Regions from separate parts of the Homo sapiens genome. Here all the other regions are linked to region 1. The links are chromatin loops, found by intact Hi-C in ENCODE. Cell type or tissue: B cell. All regions are shown on one strand.

Region 1 (2,500 bases):
ACTGAGCCCCAACTCTGGAGTGTTCTTACTCAGGGATTTAATTATAGGACGGGGTCGTCAGGAGCAGGTCTCCCACTGCCCTGCAGGAACCCTTTTTGACCTTCAGTAGAGACAGAGCCCTAAAACTTTGGGCCTGATTTTCCCTTCCCCAACTCCTCCTCGTGCCCTTCCCAGGCACTTCCTCACCCCCAGAGACTCCCTTCTTTACCTCTGTCCCCAAGTCCCTCTCCACCCAGGCCTTCTCAAGGGCTCCCCCGCAGCAGGACCCCTCTGCCGTCCCCTTTCCTGTTTCAGAGTGTCGCGGCGTTCTGGGAACCACAGCACCCCCCAACAGCCCTGAGATCCCCGGGGGAGGACCCGGTGAACCTGAGCCGTGTTTTGGGAGCACAGGGAGACACCCGCGCGGGCGGCCGGCGGCGTGGGGGCGGGGCGCTGCGAGTGCGCAGCTCTTCTAAGGTCCTCGGTAATTCTTTCCCAGTCCACGTAGGGCGCTGGCACAGACCGGCCCCGAGTCTGATCCTGGGGGAGGGGAGGAGAAGAGAGGGGAGGGGAGGGGAGGAGGCTGGAAGACTAAGAGGGAGGAGGGAGGCTGTGGCCTAAACTCCAATGCAGGGAGAGGAGGCTAGGAGGGGGGAGGGAGGGACAGAGAGGGGATGAAAAGCAGAGGAGGAGGGGGAAGGGGAGGAGAAGGAGGAGAGAGGGGTGCAAAACGGAGGAGGAGGGGGGAGGAGGGAGGGGGTGAAAAGCAGAGAAGGATGGGGAGGGGAGAGGTGGAGGGGAGAAGGAGGGGGAGGGTAAAAAGCAGAGGGGGAGGGGAGGAAGAGGGAGGGGTGAAAGCAGAGGGGGAGGGAAGGAGGGAGGGGGTGAAAGCAGCGGGGGAGGGGGAGGGGAGGTGGGAAGGAGCAGGGGGAGGGTAAAAAGCAGAGGGGGAGGGGAGGAGGAGGGAGGGGGTGAAAAGCAGAGGGGGAGGGGAGGAGGAGGGAGGGGGATGGGAGGTGAGGGAGGGAGGACAAGGGGAAGTGAAAAAGGGAGGAGGGGGAGGGGAAGTGAAAGAGGGAGAAGCGGGAGGGGAAGTGAAAGAGGGAGGAGGGGGAGGGGCGCCACCCAGCCTCTTTCCGGAGGAGACTCATTTAGATGCAATGGCCAATTTTTTTTTTTTTAAACCAGACTGTATAAATTTACAGTTTCCTTTTCAGCTGAAGCAGACAATGTTAAAACACATTAGATTTTCTGTTTCGGAATGCAAATTAAACATAGGCAAGCTCTTGGAAGGCTTCATTGAGGGCTTGAGAAAATAGGAGATTGAAAACGTCGATGCTTGAGTAAGGCAAGAGATTTTAGCCTTGCAGCAATGTGGTCGTGTGTGTGTTTACTTAAAAAGAGAAAATTGCTTAATAATAAAACGGCCCTAGTCTTCCTTGAACATAACAGGAAGCACTGCTTAAAAAAACATTTATTTCTTTTTTTTTTTACAGCCACCATTTATTTGTCGGTGCACAGGGAGGGGGTGCCGTTGAGGCAGGGTTGGGGTAGTCACCCAGGCACTCCCCAAAGCCTGCTCACCCGGCCCCTCCAACCCCAAGGAGTGGAATCTAGAAGCAGCCCCTAGGGGCTCTCCCCTCTAATCTAGAAATGACTTTCCTAAACAGCTGTCACTATAAACTAGGTTCCTTTCTGTTCTCTGTCCCCTTTTTTCACCCCCAAAGCAAAAACAACAAAAACACAACCTAATAGAAAAGCCCCTCCCGCCGCAACTAAAAACAAGCAGAACACTCGCCCCAAATTCTGTTTCTGCTGTTCCTGCCCCCGTTTATAGGAGCCTTGTGGGCTATTTTCTGCTCTTTTCTCCCCCTGGAGAGTTATTTAAGTCCTTTAAATGCCATTCTGTGCACACATAACTTAAAAATGGTCTGGCACGGGGGAAAAGTTGGCAAATGTCTAGTTCACAATCTGTTGGGTTATGTGAAGCCAGATTCAGTAAAAACTCTATTGGCTTCCGGAGCCAGGTTATGCAACATCTTAAAAGGGTTTGGGGATGTGTCTGTAGGAGGGGGAAGGGGGACCTGAGAGGGGAAATACCGAGCTGGGTGTCACATGTAAGTTTGCTATACTGGGGATGGCCGTGGACACAGACGGGTGTAGGGAGCTGCACCATTTCAGTCTTAAGAGCAAGAAGCCCCCCTGCATTTTAACTGTGTGGGCTTTGAAAATAGGGGTGAGGGGACCAAAAGGCCTTCCCGGGCCATGAGTTCCTGTAGGGTCTCCACGTTGAGATGGCGAGTGGGGGATGGGCCCGTATGAGCCGGCTAGGGCTGCCATGCCAGAGTAGCAGACAGGGATTCCCTCACATTCTGGAGGCCACATGTTTGAAACCCAAGTGTCACAGGGCTGCTTTCTCCCGCAGCCCCTCTCGGTGGCTTGTAGACGGCCTGTATCCTCCCATGGTCGTCCCTCTGTGTGTGCCTGTGTCCTCATCGCCTCTTCTTATAAGGACTCCAGT
Region 2 (2,500 bases), 180 kb after region 1:
TATCTCACTGTGGTTTTTAGGAATCTGAATATCCCTGATGGCTAATGATCTTAAGCATCTTTATTTTTGTTCCTATTGTTGAGTTTTGAGAGTTAAAAACATATATTCTGGATATAAGTCCTTTGTCAGTTATGTGATTTGCAAATATTTTCTCCCCATCTCTGCAGCTTGCCTTTTCTTAATGGCAGTACTCCCATCTTATCTAAGAAGAAACTGACACATCTACAGCTTTTGTTGGCTCTGCAGTAAACTGACTGCATGTGACATTGGCTAAGTCACTTAATTTATTCTGTGCTTCTGTTTCCTATTCCATAAAACAAGTGTGGAATGAGAATATTTCTGAGATTCTTTGCAGCCAGAATAGTCAATGATTCCAAGAGACTGGCCCAAGTTCACCCAGTTAATTAGTAGCAGAGTTGGGCTGGAGCTTGGGCTGCCTCCCACGCTGCTGCCTTTGTTTGCAATATAATTATTCTCACTTTCTTAAATCTAATTTTTAAAATTAGGTATTCCATTTACATGGTTCAAAATTTAAAAAGTATAAAAGGATAAGCTGTTAAAAAACATCCCTGTCACCCTGAATAAGCAATGCACGTTCTGGAGCTTTTAAAAATATCTATGAGCACATTTTTATGTGTTGTAATGTGTATGTGTGTGTGTGTGTGTGTGTGTGTGTGTGTGTGTGTGTTTCTCTCCTTTTTAAAGTGAATTATACACTGCGGCTTTTTTTTAACTTCTAATAGAAATGCAAGTTAAAACTACATGGCAATCCATTTTTTCCATTATTATGTTTGTAGTTGAGGATAATTGTATGGGACTAAAAACCATTTGTCTTCTGTTGAATTATTTGTTCGTATTGTTTTCCATCTTTTTCTTTCATTGTAGCCATAAGCTACTTGTTTATTAGAGAAATTAACTTTATGAGATCTCACAATCTTCCCCCAGTTTGCCACCTGTCTTTTGAGTTTGCTTATTGTGGTTTTGCTTGAAGAGTTCTGACGTTTTTGTGGTTGAATTACTCAGTCTGTTATCATGTCTGGCATTTGGGTCATAGTTGAAAGGATTTTTCCCCCTTAGTATTAACAGAAGAATTATCCCATGGTTTCTTTCATTTATCACTGAATTCTACATATTTATATATATTTAAATATTTGATCATTTGGGAAGTTATCCTGGCATAAGGTGTGAGGCATAGAACCAAATATATTCTTCCAGAAGGCAGCTCATTTCTCTCAAAACTATTAAATAATCCATTTCTTCTCTTCTGACCTGAGTTGCCACTTATAACATATACTAACTTTCCATATGGGGGGTTCTGTTTCTGAATTTTCTACTATGTTCCATTGATCTTTCTGTCTACTTAAGTTAAATATTAAGGTTTTATTTATGTTTCAGCATGCTATATACAGGGCTAATCTTCCTTCATTACTGTTTTAGTTTCTTCGGACTTTTTCCAACATTTTATTATACAGATTTTTAAGCATATGGAAATGTTGAAAGAATTTTACAGTGAACACCCATTACACACCACCTAGATTCTACCATTAACATTTTACTAACCTTCCTTTAACATGTATCTATCCATCTATTTGGCCCTCTATACACTAATCCATCTTAGTTTCTGACGCGTTTCAAAGTAAACTGGAGATACCAGTGTACATCCCATTAAATACTTCAGCATGCACATCATGAACTAGAGTTTAGTATTTGTAGTATTTTTTATTTCCAGCTGAAGTTTACATGCAGTGAAATGCACAAATCTTAAGTGCACATTCACTGGGTTTGGACAAAAGCATACGCTTGTGTAATGCTTATCAAAATACAGCTCATTATCATCACCCTAGAAGGTTTCCTCATGCCTCTTGCCAGTTAATCCCTATGCCCACTCCCTCAGAGCCTACCACTGCTCTGACCTTTTACCACCATACATGAGTTATTTGTTCTAGAATTTTGTGTAGTATGCACTCTTTTTGTGGACGCCTTCTTTCATTCACTAAGCATAATGTTTTTGAGACTTCTTGTTGTTGCTTTTCACTGGCAAGTGCTGTTCCATTACATGACTATCCTATGTTTGGTTTCTCTGTGTTCCTATTAAGCAACACCTGGGTTGTTTGCAGGTTTTGTTGCTTATGAATAAAGCTGTTATGAACATTCTTGCACAGCTCTTTTTCGTGGTCCCGTACATTTTGTTTTCCCTTTCCTTGGCACGGGATGGGGCAAATACCTATGAGTAGAACTGCTGGGTGATACAGTTTAGATATGTGTCCCCGCCCAGATCTCATATTGATTTGTAATCCTTGATGCTGGAGGTGGGGCCTGGTGGGAGGTGTTCGGATCATGGGGGCGGATCCTCCATATCTTGGTGCTGTCTTCATGATAGTGAATTATCGCTGGATCTGATTGGTTGTAAGTGTGTGGCACCTGCTCCGCCCCCACTCCCCTTGCCCCTGCTCTGGTCATGTGTTGTGTATCCTCCTGCTTTACCTTCTACCGTGAGTCA
Region 3 (2,500 bases), 780 kb before region 1:
CAACTGCCCCGGCTGAGAAAAAGCACAGACTCCACGCTCCACACCCCGGACACCTGCCCTGGGGCTTCAAGGCACAGAGGTGGACCCTCAGGAGCAGTGCCAGGGAGACAAGGGTCAAATCTTCCCCATGTTCATGTGAAAATCTCTTTACTCCCTTTTCATCATTCAAGACAGACAGACACTAAGAGCCAAGGATGTGAACAGTGCTTGGTAAAAAGGAAGAAAATACAGTCAAAACCACAGCATAGCAGAGCTGCCAGGTGGCATATGACAGCAACGAACGCCATTACATTCCAGAAACAAACACATACAGGGAATGAACAGTGAAAGCTTCTAGGAAAGTTCTTAAACAGCTTGAATATTAACAATGAGATAACAATAAGGCCAATTGCCAACTTGTGTTGAAGCACAGCTATAAGATAACCGTCGTTGGCCACACCCCAGCCATCCTGAACACATCCATCCACAGCACAAACGTATGCCTGGGGCCTGAGCAACAACGCTGAGCAAGGGGACTCCCAAGGCCACTTACAGTGAGCACTTCTGTCGAGCCGCATGAGGAGATAAAAAAAAAAAAAAGCACAAAGTGAAAACACTGCAGAATTTAAGCCAACAACATTAAACAGAATATCAATATCATAAAAACATCAATATGAGCAAAGTCAAGATTTTTACAGGTTTTGATTAGCAAATACTAATGGGTAGATGAAAATAGCTAAGTATTTCATAATCATAACACATTTGACTTTTAAAATCCAGGGAAGACAAAACTGTAACAAAAACGTAAATAGTATGAAAAATCACAGTGTATTGCCCCACTCCTCTGACCTGCCTTCTGTTTCCTCCGATTGATTGAAAACACAAGGAAAAAATCATTCAGAGGCTGGTTTGCAAGTTTGGACAACTTTGATTTTTATCTTACAAAAATTTTGTCTTACTAAGACTTGCTGGGGGCCAAACTTAGACTGCAGTGTTCCCAGCACAGCTGATACATGATGGGGCAGGGGAGGCGAGGAGCCCCCCCTGTGTCCATGCCTGAAGCTGGCTACCCAACCCGGCCCTCTGGGGACACCCAGCAGGGTCAACTATTTCAAGTTTCTAAGGATACAAATAAACGTGTCCTTAGAACAACATAATACATATGTGTCCTTGAAACAATGTAATATATGTAACATATAAAACCATCACCAGATGGCAGTATCATAAAAAGCTACCGCTAGGCGGCAGTGTCACGCAAGAATCCACCACCGATGTCATATAAGAATCTACCACCAGATGGCAGTGTCACTCAGGAATTTATTGGCGGTGTCATATAAGAATCCGCCACCAGATGGCAGTGCCATACAAGAATTCATCACCAATGTCATATACGAATCCGCCACAAGATGGCAGTGTAATACAAGAAATAATCACGAATGACATATGGCTCCACCACGAGATGGCAGTGTCTACACACGTAAGCAAATACTTCCCAGTCCAAGAAGTTTCAACCATTATAGCATCTGCCACGGAAAGCAAAGGAAAAAATAAAGAAACCAGGATGTGAAATTAAGTCAGCGCTTCTCCCTCCCACTCTGTCTCTCCTCTGACCCAAAGTGGCCCTTGGGCCTTGTGCAGATTTTATGCCTAACTAGACTGACATTCTGGAATCTCAATCCCTTAAGGAGAAGGTGGTGGGAGAGAGGAGGGAGACTAAGAAAGAAGTCCTAATTGGATATTTCTTTTCTGACTGAACGGAATAAACATGGAGCAATCAACCTGTGGTTATAAAGAGGAACAAAGCTAATGAAGGATACCTGCATATATGGACTTCAGAAACAATGTATCTGGGGATACCAAAGTGTGTTTGCAAACACAGGGGCAGACACCAAAATAGAGATGCCAAAAAGCCCTGGGGCAGTCTCAGAACATGATGGCCTCTGGTTACGCACGTAAGTGCCAACAGACTACTATTTTATAGAGTGATCAACCTATCTATTGATCTACCAATCCATCTATCTCTTGGGTAACAGAATGGTGGCAAATGGAAGGGGTCACAAAGATCACTGCATTCAAGGGTGGAAAAGGTGAGACTCAGTCCAGGTATGTGTTCAAGGTCACACAGCTAGAAGTGGACAGGGCAGGGAACAAAAGCCTGGTCTCCCAGCTGCTAGTTTGAAGCTGTTTCCACTACACCACACTGGTTCTGCTCTCTAGTTTTATTTCTACCCCTTGCCGCATAAATACTCCATAGTACGTGACTAGGGTTTCTCAGCCTCAGCCCTCTTGACATTTGGGGCTGGACCATTCTCGAGGGGGAGGGGGTGCTGCCCTGTGCATGCCAGGAGCATCTCCCATCCCCTAGTTGTGACAACCAAAAATGTTTCCAGACATTGCCAAGTGTTCCCCAGGGGCAGGACGCAAAAACACCCCTGGCTGAGATCCACTATGCTGCACAAATTATCTAGTGTTTGCCTAAATGGAACATTTAAAACATTTTTGCCGTGCAAATAAAAGTCAA

Evidence for each region. Peaks named below come from ENCODE experiments on the same cell type or tissue, not always from the same donor. Only the 100,000 strongest peaks of a DNase experiment are listed, where the experiment ranks them.
Region 2: it touches region 1 in a loop (14-fold over the local background); 14 of 110 quality-filtered maps call a loop at or near these places.
Region 3: a loop joins it to region 1, with 9 times the contacts of the local background. A loop is called at or near these places in 4 of 110 quality-filtered maps.

Annotation. Positions count from the first base shown.
Region 1 is chrX:9,340,689-9,343,188 of GRCh38, reverse strand. No RefSeq gene overlaps it. Among named protein-coding and RNA genes, the nearest start is that of TBL1X, 120 kb to the left of the region's middle. RefSeq lists an enhancer at 1,130-1,189. In B cell, no CTCF peak of the experiment used is centred here; DNase peaks (open chromatin) are centred at 488, 1,088 and 2,058; H3K4me3 peaks cover 1,846 bases; H3K27ac peaks cover 1,386 bases.
Region 2 is chrX:9,164,598-9,167,097 of GRCh38, reverse strand. No RefSeq gene overlaps it. Among named protein-coding and RNA genes, the nearest start is that of FAM9B, 130 kb to the right of the region's middle. In B cell, no CTCF peak of the experiment used is centred here; a DNase peak (open chromatin) is centred at 977.
Region 3 is chrX:10,118,491-10,120,990 of GRCh38, reverse strand. The region is part of intron 12 of WWC3 (WWC family member 3); the gene reads right to left. Among named protein-coding and RNA genes, the nearest start is that of CLCN4, 37 kb to the left of the region's middle. RefSeq lists an enhancer at 1,268-1,562. In B cell, CTCF peaks have their summits at 1,131 and 1,346 (motif pointing right); DNase peaks (open chromatin) are centred at 1,280 and 2,060; H3K27ac peaks cover 477 bases.